Regions from separate parts of the Mus musculus genome. Here region 1 is linked to region 2. Evidence: chromatin loops called from intact Hi-C (ENCODE). Cell type or tissue: left cerebral cortex. All regions are shown on one strand.

Region 1 (8,000 bases), 530 kb after region 2:
CTCAGCAAGAGCTCTTAAACACTGGGCTTTCTCTCCAGCTCGAGCTCCTGTTTTTTCCTTAGGAAGAAACACTTCTTTACTCATGCCTTAATATTTGAAATTATTGACAATTGAGAATTATCTGTAACATATTGTGATCTCAAGAGTTTTATAGAACAGAAAATTGATAATACCATGGGATATGTTTTTGGCAGTGACTGCCACCTGGGCTTACAGAAGAACAAAGTAGTATCCCATAGAATTGCCCAATCTGGCCTTGAATTAACCTATGGCAATGCTCTCCTCAAACATTTCCCTGGCCTTCCAAGTGCTAGGATTATAGGAATAAGTAAAGGTTTATATTAACATGTAAGAATTTATCAACTTACTTTCAGGTGTCACTGTAACGTCTTATGTGGTATTAAAAAATATTCAGTCTTGGTGAAAGTAATTCTTTAATATGGAATATTCTGAGACAGCAGTATTTTCCTCAACTTTTTTTAAGCCATAAAGAAAAGATTGCTAAGAATTTTATGCCCCACTCCTAGAGGGATAATGTATTATGATACATACCAGGACACATTTTACAAAACAGCAACTGTTAAATAAATCTGCCTTTAGGAAGAGGGGAAGAAGTCTACGGCCAATTATGGTCAGTCTAGATATTGACTTCTCTGAGAGTCACTACTGACAACATAACAGTAAGTATCATGCAATAAATAAACCAGTTAATTTAATTAAACTTTTCCTAACATTTTGTCCTGGAATTTTTCCATTAATGATTGCAAATATAAGAACTAGATTTAGTCGGGCAGTGGTGGTACACGCCTTTAATCCCAGCATTTCGGAGGCAGAGGCAGGCAGATTTCTGAGTTCGAGGCCAGCCTGGTTTACAGAGTGAGTTCCAGGAAAGCCAGGGCTAACAGAGAAACCCTGTCACCACAAAACAAAACAAAACAAAACAAAACAAAACAAAACAAAACAAAACAAAACAAACAAACAAACAAAAAACTAGATTTACCCACTCTGAAGGCAATGAGACTGCTAAGCACAATTCTAAAAAATTCAGGAAAATGAATATCAGCAAATAGATAAAATGGTAAGGAGCATAAATCAGTTAAATAATGTTCAACTAAATCTTGGAAATATACATACATTTTAATAATAAAAAAGCTAAACTTTTGTAAAATCTAAAAGTAGAAAAAAAAAAAAAAACTACTGATCTTCCAGGAATGGTTTATACATAAGATTTAAATTCAGTGTAGCATCTAGGAAAACATGGCATTTATTACTTCAAAACATGATATTCTCAAGGTTCCAGATTCTTGACCAATTAATAATGTTAAGTATCTAAATGATGGAAACTAGTGTTGTACAAATGGAAGTGCTAAGAAGTATAGCAACCTGCCACATTATGTGATCTCAGACCTAAAGCCAGGCTAAGGGCAGCATGCAGCACTAGACAAGAGTTGCCCATTAGGAGACTTCAGGTCTGCTATGAAAAGCAAAATTACAGCCTAGGGTCTTGAACATGTAGCCTTGAACCTCTCACATACATGGCTGATGTGTGGTCCCTCATTTTAGATGATTATGTAGATGTAATGTGATAGTCAAGACCATTTGAATTTGTTTGTTTTCATCGGCAGTCTCCCTTTTTATCTTTTGATCAATATGAAGTACAATTTCTGAGTTCTTCTGTTCTTATTATTCTGCTGCCCAAATTGACCATTTCTCTCAGTAGCTAATTATTTGGACAAAAGCTGCTGCTTGGTATAGATTTGTTTAGGAACTTGATAATATCACATTTAAATGCTATATTAAATAAGCTTTTCTGTATGATCTTGTTATGTGAACTATTTCTGACTTTTGATTATAAAATTTGCTAATTATTATCTTTTCAAAGCCTTGTAGTTGTGACAAAACTCTTATCTACATTGAGTAAAATGAACTGTTCCACTCATTTACCCTTTGATTGATAAAATTATAATTAATATGAATATCATTGTTACCTAAAAGTAGTAAATTACTTGAAAATTTTCAGGAATTATAAGTCAATTTTACCACATAAGAGGTCAGCAGAGGTCAAAGAAGAATATAAATAATAAGATTAAGGAGAACTAGTAAGTAATTTAATGAATAATATATATTAGCTTGTTAAATTCACTATAATTCAAAGAGTGAATGTTTTCACAACGTCAGTGTGTACATACACAGGAAAGTACTTCTCCAATAATATAAGATAGGAAACATTGGATGCAAACATAAAGAAGCAGAGAAACCCAAATAAAGAAGAATGCCAAACACACATATAACATCCTTTGTAACTGTTTTTAAAATAATGGTTTCATTTTAGACACATTAAACGGAGGAAAAGGTTTGGAAAAGGAAACAGCAGAATGATTGCTGCATGTATATCACCAAGGCAGACCAGTCCTAACAGAGATCTTGCTGTAGTAATTCACATAAAGCAGTGATAAAGGTTCAAAAGTAAAAACAAAAAAGCCTAGTAAACATTTTGTTAAGTAATTAATTTACTTCCACAATGGAAAGAAAATTTATTAAAATCCAGGTTCATGGCAGCCTGTATCAGTACAAGAAGAATTTTGATGGTAAATTTTCCTTCTTCAATAGAAAATCAATTGGAAACTCAGCTGAAGTACCATAAATTATGCAACAATTCCTTCCAAATATAATTGTTAATGTTCCATGAGATTTGCATGTGGAACATTTTTGTATGTTAAAGGCAGAAAACAGGGTGATTCTTTTGTGTGAGAGCTTTTGTAATTTAGGAGACAAATCTGCTAGAACATGTTGAAGCAGTTGAGCTGTTTATGAAACAGATAGTCAAACTAGTTATAAAAAATATTTTGAGAAATTAAAGAACTGATAGTAGAGAAATGAACAGCCACAGATAGCCTTCCTGGACTGATTTCATAAGCATTGTTCCTGTTTCATTGCCTGGAATAAGTAAAGCCTTTTAACATGAAAGGGGAAAATAAGAAAAACACTCTTGTTGAAAGATATAAAGTGTTTCTATTGCCTTCTTGAAATACCAATAGTGAGTAATGTGCTTCCATGTGTATATGTGCACTCATGCACAGAAAATGACTGTGTGTGCATTTCATGTGATCATACACTATAAACATTCAACAGAAGTTGTTGATGTCAATGCCCATGAATTTTCATTAACCAGAACTAAAAAAAAAAATATTAATTTCAAGAAATAACAATACAATATTCATAATCACTAAACTTAACATAAAGAAACACTGATAAAAATCATACTGATTATAATTGGATATTTTTACAATTTTAAATCACATAAACACAGAAATAATACAATGTTTAAAATACTTCATTTAATAATTATTTCTCTTTGTACATATTAAACATATTAAAGTTTTTTAATGTGTTGATTTTTGTAATCTGATCCTTTAAAATCACTTTAATATTGTCTTTATTACTTTTAGAGATTAAGTGATGTATTTGATATATAATAAAAGCAGTTTATTTTTCTATATTAAAAAACACAAGAGTGTCTGATATGTAAATATACATAGTCTAATATATAAATATGCTGCATAGGCTACTTTGCACCCACTTTCTACTCAAAATACTTACTTGCAAATCTGTATGTAATTAATTGTAATTTTTAACCAACAGTCAATATAATTCACATGTTAGAGAGTGGCAAAACAAATACTAAAATATTTGCATAAAAACAGCATGTTTGTTGTGTTAATTAAAATAACTAGAATTATTGTCTACTTAGTAAATATATGGACGTTTATAAAATACTAAATTTAAAGCAGGATATTCTTACATTCTATAGCTTGTTCCAACATCAGTGAAACAATTTCAGACATTTGCTTTATTACTGTTGAGGAAATATCTCAGTATGGTATAACTTTTAGGTATCTCTAAGTATATAGTGTGTATTTATGAGTAAACCACACAAATTTAATTATATTCCATAATTGAACATATGCATATAATCATGCACTATCAATTGCATACCTTACTTTTCAATATTGTACATACAAATATTACTGATTAGGCCTGCCTTTAGTAGATATAATTATTTTTATATTTAAAATATATTAAATGAAGTAAGGATGCTGTGGACATATTTGACCAATTGAATTCTAGCACAAACATAAATATCCGACTAATAATTCCTAAAGAGTCTTAAAATACTTTTATCAAATATATATATAAATATATAATATACATTATATAAAAATATATAAAATAGTCTTAAAGTCATTTAGAACAGTTCTGATTCAGAAATGTTATATAAACATAATTTCATAAATATTTTAGTAAATATTTCAAGGAATATAAGTTATAACTTAGTATATGGTAATACTATCTCCACTGAATGAAAGAAAAACTGACTCATAAAATAATGAAAATTTCTACAACATTAAACAAAAAATTAAGACAATTCTATTAGCATATTAATTAAGTGGTTTATTCTTAGTGTATCTGCTACAGTTTCAGAATATCCTAGTATAGTAGCTGTTTAATCAAAGTTTAAACTAAGTATCAATTAACATATGGGTCATATTATAAATTATATATATTATCATTTAGATTATGTATTTTAAACATTTGAATGTTTAAATATTTTAATTTAAATAAATGTTATTTAGTATTGAGACTTTTTCTCCTGAGTCTATTCCAGTAGAAACCGTCTCTTATTCTCATGAATCTGATGTTAATCAGTTTCAATAATTGTCTCATTTAACCTACTTACAAAGCATTCTTTGTTCAACATATATGCCACATTAGGAGAGTGAAGAACAGTTGAGAGAACCTTGCTTCAAACAATATTTTTAGAGAAGGTGACAGAAAGGGAGAGAAAAAGAGAGACAGAAACAGACAGAGACAGAAATGGAAACAGAGACAGAGCTGCAGCACCGAAGATAAGCCTTTGTGATTCATTCTCTCAGGACAAGTGTTGAATTACACATTTTCTCTAGGCATTCCGTTGAATTTTATAGGCACTTGGAGGCACTCTGGACCAGAAAATGCCAAGCAGAGGTAACCTTCTGCTAGGTGATCAGAAAAAGAGCAGAATATTTTTATTTTATTTTATTTTTTTAGAACAGAAAAAAATACAAGACCCCATTTAAACAGCATTTTCATCTGCCAGCAATTAGCATTCCTGAGTGGGACAAGGATTCCCAGTCAGTCCTACATGCCTGTGAGCTCTCCTCATTCACACTAACTGCTTTCCTTCATGCTCAGGGATTATGTTATCAACAGTGATTACCAACAGTGGGAAAGCTGTGCCTGAAAGAACAGAATAATGGCTCAGACTCTTTTCTGTCTGTGCACAGTGGAAAGCTGTGCTTTCATTCATAGCCAAGATTCTGCTAATGGGTGGGTATTATTGTTCACACTCTGCAGTCTCATGAAGAGATTTGCTTCTTAGTTCTTCTGAACCATGGCAGCTAATTTCAGGAATTTTTATTTTTCTTGTGATATTAGAAAATATTCTGTGGCTCTCTAGTTATGTAATGCATTTTACAGTGAGTCAAGTAATAAACACTTGCCTAAAGATAATGTTTTTCTCTTCTATAATGAGAATACATGTTATGGGAAAAATTCTGACAGATTTCACTAGTTATTCAAGGAAGAAAATTTAATTGTTAAGCACCCCTTCTACCTTTATTTTACTTCTGCATATTTGTAGTCCTGGCATTTTAGTTATTGTTTAGAGAAGAAATTAACTAGATACAATAAAAAATATACAATGCACAACATATTTATTATCTCTGAATTTCAGCCAATAAGTTTTTCTCCATCAATATCTGAATAAAATATCAAATAGATAGGTAGGCATGTAAATGGGGTTTAAGACAAATACTGCTAATCAAAATTCTGAATATCAACTACCAATTAATATCAATTTTTCACTTGCTTAGAAAACTAAAAATGAGAACAGAAAATTTTATTACTTGATAAAATCCATATTCTCATATTATAATTTAGAAGCCCCATATTCCCATATTATAATTTAGAATCTTCATGTATTCTTTAGTGAGAAACATTGTAATTATTCATTAGGAATGCAGCTCCAATCTGAGCCTTCCATATGGAGCTGTGCAACATTTTCCAAGTAAGATGAAGAAAGTATTATAAGATTTTATTTCAGTATATACAGATGAATGAAATGCTATTATTTATTAAGTATTTACTCATTTCTAGAATTACTCCAAGGTTCTGAGAGATAAAAAATTATAACGGCATACATACTTCATTTCTTTAAAGGGTTTATTATCTCAATATGTATATTAGTCATTAACAGGGAGAATGATATTAAACATACCATAATGATGAGAGCATTTCAAATAGTGAAGGCTAAAATAAGTATGACATTTATTTTCAGACAAAAGTCTAATCATTTAATAGATATCATTTGTAAATTATAAAATGGATGTTAATTTGTTGCCTGTAATATAGAGACATTTTAGTTGAGAGGAAGAAAAATCAGCAAAAGTATGGAGTGTTAATATGAATGCCAAATAATAGGTAAACATAAAAATAATTTCTGTGTTATTTATTGGCTTGTTTGGAGAATTTATAGAACTAATACTTACAACCATGACAGGTTCTACAGGTACAGTTTTGTACCTCCATACAAAACGATGTATGTAAGAGACTCAGAAGGAATTTGGGAAAGAGGTATTCAAGGTCCAAAATAATATTATAAGAATAAATGGATTATTAAATAGATATGAAAATAAGCTATGAATTACTCTGTAAAAAACAAATGTAAGAATGTTTGATGATTAACCAGATACAAGATGATAACAAAAGAAGACAAGTGACTGATAATTTTCACTTTAATTCTTGGACAATGTTTTGAATAATTGGAGAAAAGTTTTCATACATAGAGAAGAACAGCTTATTTTAGGGATAATGATATATAATAATATGGAAAGTGTGGGTGTGACACCTCGAAGATCATTAAAGTCGATATATCTCACAATAAAGCTGAAATTTAAAATAATTATATTACAGGTTATTTTTAGCATTATATTCTAGTTAAATCAGGGCAATAAACATATACATTGAAAAAGACTAGAAAGGTCAGCTATGCAATGCTAGGAATTATGATTCATGAAGACTTGAAAGTTCCTACAGTGTGGCAGCTGAGTTCTGAGTGTTAGGTAAGTTACCTTATTTTATCAGGAATATTTTACAAAAGCATAAATTAGCTCTTTCAAGTGGGATCATGAGCATATAAATGTATACATGCTTTGAAGTCCACTTTATCTAAAAAAAATTTTATTGACCTGTTTTTACTTTATGGACAATGATCTACTTTATAAATTGGTGTGTTATTATGTATCATAGATTACATAATGTTTCTTATTCTTTTATCCTTGTCATTCTTTCTTTATTTAACTTCATCAACTTCGACCTCATCATTATTGTTTTACATTATGAAGCCTTCTGCATTTTAGTATAGAAGACACAGTACAGTCTTAACCAATATCCTGCTCATTAATAATTTCGAAAGCACCTGCTGTCAATTGTAGCTGGGAAATGATTTTTCTCAGATACATTTTTTTTCAGTGCTAACCATTGAACTGAAGGCCTTCCCCAAGCTGTGCAAGTACCCTACTAGTACTGAGCTATAACCTAGCAAGGAAAATAGTTCTTAAGTTGCCTTGGATATGGACAAGTTAAAAATTCTACATATGCTCCCGCATCTCATAGTCAACTGCATAAACAATGAATATAAGTTAAAGTGATGGTACAGTTGAAAATATTTGAAATATATTTCATATAATAATAACATTAGATATATAATATCAACTGATCTTAGATAAAAGCATCCTTATTTCTGAAAATCTAAATTATTTAAGAACAAACATATTAAGGGGAAAATGTTTGAATGGGTGGGAGGGAAGACAAGAGTGAAGGAGTGCAAGGAAAGGAAGGAGGGAAGCTGTGATCAGAATGAAAAGTCAGTAAATAAGTTAGTGAATAAAAAAAAGAACATA
Region 2 (8,000 bases):
GCGAAGAGACGCAGGAAAGCTGTGTATCTTTGTGCCATAACAACTCCTCATCCCTCTTTCGTCCACCAGTCCCACTATCTCCCTGATTCATAACTCTGGGGTGAGAAAGTTGAGATTATTTTAATACTGAGGACAGTATTAAAAGCTTCAGGAAGAAAAAAAAAAAAAAACTCTCAGGGCATCCCACAGGGGTAAGGACTAACTGCATCACTGAGGTGGATCATAAAGATTCAGAACTTTTAACCAACCACATTTCCTCATATTTTTATCTTCTGGAGTATTGGAAGGGTGTGTGTGTGTGTGTGTGTGTGTGTGTGTGTGTGTGTAGCAGTAGTAGCAGAGAGAGAGAGAGAGAGAGAGAGAGAGAGAGAGAGAGAGAGAGAGAGAGAGAATCAAACAGGACTAATGCTTCTAAGATGATTTTGGATTTGGGGGTTGGAGGATATTAGAAACTACCCTCTGGTAACGAAACGAACAGATTACCGTTTAACATTTCTTCATCTTCATACTGTAAGTATCTCTCATCAAAATTACCTTATGGATTAATTTTTTTCATCTCACAAGAATATGACTAATTCATTTAAATAAGTCTGCAGTTTACTTGCTGGAAGATGTGCAATTGCGTTTTAATTTGGTCTTGTTTTACTTCCTTACTTTATAACTTTGCAGAATAGACTCCTGCAATAATCAAGTAAGCTTATGAACTCTCAATGTCCTTAGAAACTTAGGCGTTAAAGAATTGAAATGCACAGGGGAAGAAAAGACAGAAAATGACTAAATAGTAAAACATCTATTTTTTTTTAAATTTAAATCCACTGAAGATTGCACATGCTGAATTTTTTAAAAGGAGCTTTACCGACACAAATCTCTTTGGTTCAATTTCTTAATTAAGATACATTTTTAGCATCTAAATAGTAATTAAAATTAAAAATATCATTAGCCACCAACGTAGCAGAATGTTAATACCACAGTTGGTAATGTGTTTAGAATCCCAAGGAATAACAGAAATCATGGATGCGTATGCAACAGTGTGGTTTCAACTGATCTCTGTCTTGGACTTCATTCTGTTTCCCCTTTAATGTCATGATTGAGTAGGCTGTTTTTTTAGCTAAGCTTCAACACAATAGGCCACTTGCATGGAATAACACCTTAGGTGTTACTATACAGTGAGGTTTCTTAAATGTCCCATAACAGCAGAACAACAGTGAGAGGGTCAGCAGAAGCCTCTCACTTGTGTGAGAAAATCTAAATGCACTGAATATTTTCTGTGGAAGAACCATTGAGATGGTTTTAAAATTTAGATTATTATAGAATACACATTTGCTGTCTCTAGCCAAAGTATAGGAATTGTCTTTTAAATGTTCTGCTATAAGGATTATTACACATTTGTTCATGCCCCAGCAGGTGGCAGCTAACTAGAATAAGATTCATTTTCACCCGGAGACTAGGAAACTAAAATTGCTTCTAAAGTAATAGTGCCCAAGAAGAAGAGGTCATTAGTGTCAGGTAATACAGAAGTGCAGTGAAAGATGGAGCTAATGTCTTTCGTCCTTCTCACTGTTGATGTTGTTGTAGGAACAAGCTTTGCATGGACACAATATACATTTCCCTTCTTTATTTTCATTGTAAGCTTGATAGTTCTTCGTATTAGCCTTCCCTGATACTTTAAGGCTTTATTCTAGACATAGCTTTTCTCTGTGTGAGCACACATGTGTGTTTGCCGTTTTTCATCTCTGCTTTGACCTTGGGACCCTCAGAGCTTTAGCTCTTAGCAATAAGGATTGCCATGTGGTTGAAATAACTGCAAAGCAAATGAAGGCATAGGACAAAGCATACATTTTAATGATCACTGAAAACCTAAATCAAGTTTTTTTTTTTAAATTTTCTATTAAAAAGTAAGCAAAGATAGAACTGATACAATTTTAAGATAATTAAATGTGATCAGTAAAATATAGATTAAGAACTATTAATCCTCAGAACTATGATGATAGTGCCAGTATTGAGGAGATACTTCCAATAACTTCAAAATATCCATATAGTAGTTATAGTATAGTAGCATCTTCTATAATGCTAGATCATTGTGTGTGTGTGTGTGTGTGTGTGTTTGAAAGGTAAATTTACTGAGTTGATGCTATTGATCTGAAGAGTGAAGCTTAATAGAAAGGACTATTAATTTGTTTTCCCTCTTAACAGATGGAAATCTGGAGGCGGGTGATTAAAAGTGATAACTAATAGTACATTTAAGAAATGTTTTAAGCCACTGAATATTGACAACATGCTTTAGCATCTTAAAATTTTTTCATGCTGATTTTTTTTGTAAGTGAAAATGAATCCTTTAGTCACCCTGAAGGGTCTCAAGTGAATGTCAGTGGCTTTTGTAGTAGTACTGACTGCAAAGAGATCACTGTTAGTATGTCTCAGATGTGTTAAACAACACATGACTCACATTGAAAGACACACAAAACACATTTCACAAAGCTGATCTCTTGACTGTGTGTTCTGCAACGATTCAAAGTACTTGACTCTGTAATAGAAATATGCACACTGTCACTTCAAATGGCATGCTATCCATTCATTTTATTATTTTCAATAACTGAGAATAAATTTGTCTGAAGTGCTGTCCAAGGTCCTGAAGAAAGGTTAGTCCCTGGTATCACAGGCGTTCCATTGGACAGGTGGAGTTGGTATCTGTTAAGTTAAAGCTTTTGAACTTAGTTAATGACTATAAATGAACCCAATTTAAGAGATGTGTAATGTTGGTTCTTTGGAGATAACTTAGTACTAAGGGAAATTTTATATTAGATCTTTGTAAAGTTTATTTTGCATGAATTTCATGAACCCTGGGCTTTTCTTTTACTTTCCTACTAGATAACCAACAATGATGCCACATAAGTACCTGGCAGTGCTAGTTGTAAGTAGGCTGATGAGAACTGCTATGGCAAATACTTTCATGTTAAAAAAATTCATGAAGAAGAAATTGTGGTGTGCTTACTGTGGCTCCATGAAATGCTAGCTACACTGCAAAAATTGCAGAAATTTGATTACAACAGAACATGCTCTTTTCAGATAGTAGATATCAATTATAGCAGGAAATGAAAGCAACCAAGAATATGTATTTTCCCCTGGCTGTCGTTATTATCTCTACTAGAGTGAAGAAGTAAAATGAACAAATAGAATGGGAAAAATGAGACAGCAAATACAAGACAGGATATGTTTGGCTTCAACATGTTTTATAAGTGATGTTTCAAACATGGACTGAAGGAGTCGCTAGATACCCTTGGTTTCAGCACTAGGTGTTCCTTTTAAAGTGCTCAAATAGTGGAATTGTTTGATGGGATTGCTTGCTGGACTGCAGAACTAGCTTTTCATGATACTTATTTTTGACATTGCAGTTATGCCTCCATCTTTTAGAAAAATCAATGTCTGTTAGTGCATTTGAAGGTGTATACATTTTCAATCAGCATTTTCTGATAATGTGTTAAGTAAATATATACAGTAAAAACCTTGCTATGATGAAATGAATACATTGCGGTGTCTTCTTACTATGTAGAGAAAATATAACCATAGTAATATAAGAACTTAAATAGTATTCATACCACTCTTTTAAAATTAGATAGTCTTCAATATGATGAACTTGTAAAATTTTATAAGATCTAACTTATGCTCTATTTGTTAATAATGAACAGATATTAATAGTAAAATACAAGTTCAACAGTTTGCCCTTTGCACTTCTTAATAAGGTTATACTGTCATCAGTGATGTAGTTACCCCTTTCCTCATTATCTCTTCCTACTATTGTAAATGGCAGTAGTGGACTTGGGGATAACCGTAATCCTTGGGCAGTATATTGCCTATTCAAAAAATTCATATTAAAAGAAATGTGCATTTCTATAATTTTCTATTGTATATATTGCTACTTGTGAGTCAAGAGAGGAAGTAAATTTAAAATTTTTCATCAGAAAACTAGCCAATGATGAGAATTTTTCTAGACAAAATTTTGATCTAATACTGCATTTTTAAGGAAAAAAAACTTTAAAAAGGAGAAAATGTGAGCTCAAAGCCTTGGAATATGCTACTGCAGCTAAAACACCATTGCTTAGTATAAGATTGTCTTAGGTGAGATATTCCCTCATTGCCCCCCTAAAAATCCACCAGGAGAAATTTTTCTTCACTAATCAAGAAATGTTCCACTCAAATTTTAAAGACCACATTCAGCTCTCTCTCCAATTGCATCGCACTGTGTATTTATTCTTTTCTACTCAACATTTAAAAGTGCAACTCTTCTGCAGCTTAACAGCAAGTTAGACTGACAGCACAGTCCTCTGTTTTAGAGCATTTTCTTTTGTGAACTACAACTCCTAGGCAAAGTGACTTTGACTTAGCTAGTCAATTATTAAAATTAATCTGCTGATTGTAGGAAGTCTGTTTGCATACACCAGGCACTCTGTAGGGTCTTACTAAAAATCAAAGCAATTTTCACCGAATCATGTAATAAATCTTCCCTCTTTGCTACTCAAGGCGGGCTATCAGAACGGTTGCATAATATATATTGGGAAGCTCAGTGGCAGGAAACAGCTATCTCAATTTTTCTCACTTTATCTTGGCCTAACGTCAGAAGCTGTGCAGCAGTGCAGTGGAATACGGGCCTGGTGAAACCCTTGCTAGCAAAGCTCCCTTTGTGTTGGGACTGTGGCTGGCTTTCGATACCTAGTCCTTGCAGGGCTGGACTTCCTTTTGATTTTCCTCTTCTTGTGCTCTCCCAGGCTCGCGCGGCTGGACATTGTGCTTGCTGGATTTTTCCCGGATGCTCCCAGACTAACATGGATGTCCCACCATCCCTTGCAGTGGAAGCTTGCTCCTTGGCGCAGTGAGTGAAGAACATGCAGAGACTGCTAATGGGTTTGGGAAGCGGAGACTCCTTCCTCTTTCTGTGACCATGCCGTGATTGTGTTTGCGGCCACTATTCCACGCATCCTTCTTCTCGTCCAAGCCCGGAGCCTAACGCTAGATCGGGGAAGTGGGTGCCGCGCGCGCAGGCACGGAAACATCATGAAGATTATTTCCCCAGTTTTAAGTAATCTAGTCTTCAGTCGCTCCATTAAAGTCCTGCTCTGCTTGTTGTGGATCGGATATTCGCAAGGAACCACACATGTGTTAAGATTCGGTAAGATTCCCCGCATCTCACAGTCGCCTGGTGTAGGCTCCAAGGCGCCGGATGTAAACAGGCGGTCGCTCTGCCTGGCGTGGGCTTTCCACTTCCAGACCCGCTCCCTCCCGGGTTTTAAAGACCGCCCCCTGCTTTCATTTATCCTCTCTATCTTCATTTTATTTTGGGTCCCGGGAGGGCGAAGGAGGTGCCAGTGCGTGGTACTACTAGCCGGAAGCATCACCTCACTGTAGACCGCCACGGGTATAGCAGTGATGGGGGGCCCGACCAGCCTAGGCTGCTTTGGTCTCCCTGGGAACCTCCAGCTGTCTGGGTGCCGCGGTCTGAACCAAAAGGAGCTCTAGGGCTGGCAAATCTGCAGCTTGTGCTACCGAAGAGTTAATGTCTGGTAACTCTTCCCTGAGTTGCATGTGTCCGCTTCTGCCGGGACCTGCCCAGGTCCTCACTTGGAAACCGAAGGCACCAGTCCTTTTGCTTTCTTTTGTAAGAGAAGCTTATTGGTCAGTTTAATCTATTTTCCCCCCTCCTCGATGGTCTTTCTGATATGCAGAGCTTTAAGAAATATTGTTGTATAATTTCAGGCTTTATTAGTAACGGGAAGGTGTCACTCAGCGCGCAGCGAAATAGTGCAATCATGACAGGTTTCTTGTTTGTTTTGTTTTTTAACTTGCTGAGTTCTTTCACAGCTCTCCGCCCCCCCCCCGCCCCGCCCCCGCACAGAGTCCGGACCTAATAAATAAGGAACCTAGTAACTGGAGGCAGGAGGAGGAGGGGTGTTGAGTGTGTGGGTCTAAGTGCATCTTTGTTTCACTCTGACATGGATAAAAGACCCCAGATAGTCACATATGAGAAGGATTTATAGCTTTCCCAAGAATATGGGCTTCTTTTTCTCTTGAAGGAAAATCTAAACGTGAGTTTCCAGTATATTCCCTGGTCCTGTGGTTTGCTTGAAGGAAGTGAAGTGTAGGAAATGCTTGGCTGCTCAGGAGGACCAACTGGGATATTTAGTAAGAACAGAACTCATTAGGGGAAGTTCCCTAAAGAGGGGCATTGGGAAAGAGTCAACAGGGCCGAAGCTCCCACTCTTTCCGCAGCCTCTGTCAGTTCTAAGGGAATTTAAGCCAGAGAGGGTAGGAAGCATGTAATACAGAGTATGTGTCTTCGAAATAAAATTAGACACATTAAGTCATTCTGTCTGATGTATAGCAGAGGTTGCCTGCCCCTTCTGTAACACTTGCAGTATCTCTTATTTTTTCCCAAGTGATCTTTCTTTAGTGATAAAATTCACTGTCACCCCCAACCTTTGTGGAAATAAAATAGGAATGTTCTTCCATGTATATGAAAAGGTAGCCCCTCCCTATATGTCACCTACAGCCAAAAAGACTGGTAATAACAAGAGACAATAGAATGTAGCTAGATTCTACCTGGAGTATTTTCCTGCTTTCTTCTGCCTTTAGATGGTACTTAAGCATGTTGCTCTTAGCAACAAGCATCTACAGGAATGCTTGCTTCTTTAGACAGGATTAAAGAAGTCCTTATATTCCTGGGAACTGTGTGTGAAGATATGTAAAGTATGTGTGCTACAGCAATTTGGCCACTAATATGGGAAGTGCTACACTATGGAATTAACCCTTCTCCCCAACACACACATTATTTTGAGTAATTCAAAGTACATAAGTGATCTTGTACATCTTCTTCTGTGTGTCAATAAGAATGTACATGATTGGGGGGATTGTTGTCTGAAAACTGCCACTAATACTCTCAAGATTTAATTATTACTGCTCTGGTCTTGAAGCACAATAATTGCTGAATCATTAGATTGTTACATTTGCTGATCATTTCATATCTTCATATTAAAAAGAAATCTTGGCATCTGTGGCAGTGTAGCAGCTTTCCAAAGAACACATGCACGCGCATGTGTGCACGCACGCACACACACACATACACACACACACACACACACACACTCACACACACTCACACACACTTTTTTCTAGACAAACTCTAAGAATGTTCTTAAGAAACAGGACACTAGGCAAAGATCTCCTCACCAGTCCCTTGACACCCTAGACAAACATCCTACTTAGTAGATGATCTGTTTTTGTTTGCTTGCTTGTTTTGTTTTCTACATTAGCATCAAATGTCTTCCACTTGGAGATCCATTTTCTCTAAATCTGACCTGACTTGCCAGGAATGTTTGTGAACAGTTGTAATCACTGGAACATTTGCCTGTTGAGACTATTTTCATGCCGTGGTGGGAGTTTTATTTTCTACTGGGGTAAAAATGTACTGAGTGGATTGGATGGTTCATTAAATGGCTATAAGTACCTCTTAAAAATGTTTATTTTAAACTTTCATTCTATAAAGTTCAGACATTTATGCCCTCCTGCTCTGGGAGGAAAGCGGTAGAATTGTTGTTGAGCAGCTGTCCTTGGGCTGTGGTGGACAGCTGGGTGTGGGTGAAAGCCACAGCCTTGCCTCAGGTGTCTCCCAACAGGCAGCCTAGAGTGAGGCTCAACAGTCTATCCTGGAGAAAGGCTTGGGGCTGCCAGGCTTCTGGTGCTATGGCAACCATGAAGCTGGCTTGAGGCCATTCCACCTCTTCTTCCCCTCAAATGATGATGAAAATTCACTCTCATAAACTATGTGGTATTCTCCCCGAAGCCAATAGATCTACCCTTTCTCTTCCTTTCACCTTCTGGTAAGCTAGGCTTTCCCACATCCCAGGGTGTCTCTGACCCCGGAGTTTTTTCCTTTCCCTGTCTATTAACTTCTGCCTTCTCTAGGCCATCCTCTCACTCTCTTTTCCCTGAGGCTTTTCCTCTCCCTGTGG

Evidence for each region. Peaks named below come from ENCODE experiments on the same cell type or tissue, not always from the same donor. Only the 100,000 strongest peaks of a DNase experiment are listed, where the experiment ranks them.
Region 1: a loop joins it to region 2, with 2.4 times the contacts of the local background. A loop is called at or near these places in 2 of 42 quality-filtered maps.

What each region holds. Positions count from the first base shown.
Region 1 is chr10:49,253,683-49,261,682 of GRCm38, reverse strand. The region is part of intron 12 of Grik2 (glutamate receptor, ionotropic, kainate 2 (beta 2)); the gene reads left to right. Among named protein-coding and RNA genes, the nearest start is that of Grik2, 530 kb to the left of the region's middle. In left cerebral cortex, a CTCF peak has its summit at 4,953; DNase peaks (open chromatin) are centred at 4,957 and 5,182; H3K27ac peaks cover 674 bases.
Region 2 is chr10:49,780,309-49,788,308 of GRCm38, reverse strand. Grik2 (glutamate receptor, ionotropic, kainate 2 (beta 2)) reads left to right here. Exons shown (of 17, transcript NM_001111268.3): 2 at 4,764-5,164. The coding sequence starts at 5,050. Among named protein-coding and RNA genes, the nearest start is that of Grik2, 4.4 kb to the left of the region's middle. In left cerebral cortex, CTCF peaks have their summits at 1,396 (motif pointing right) and 3,250; DNase peaks (open chromatin) are centred at 5,388, 6,176, 6,813, 7,721 and 6 more places; H3K4me3 peaks cover 7,489 bases; H3K27ac peaks cover 5,334 bases.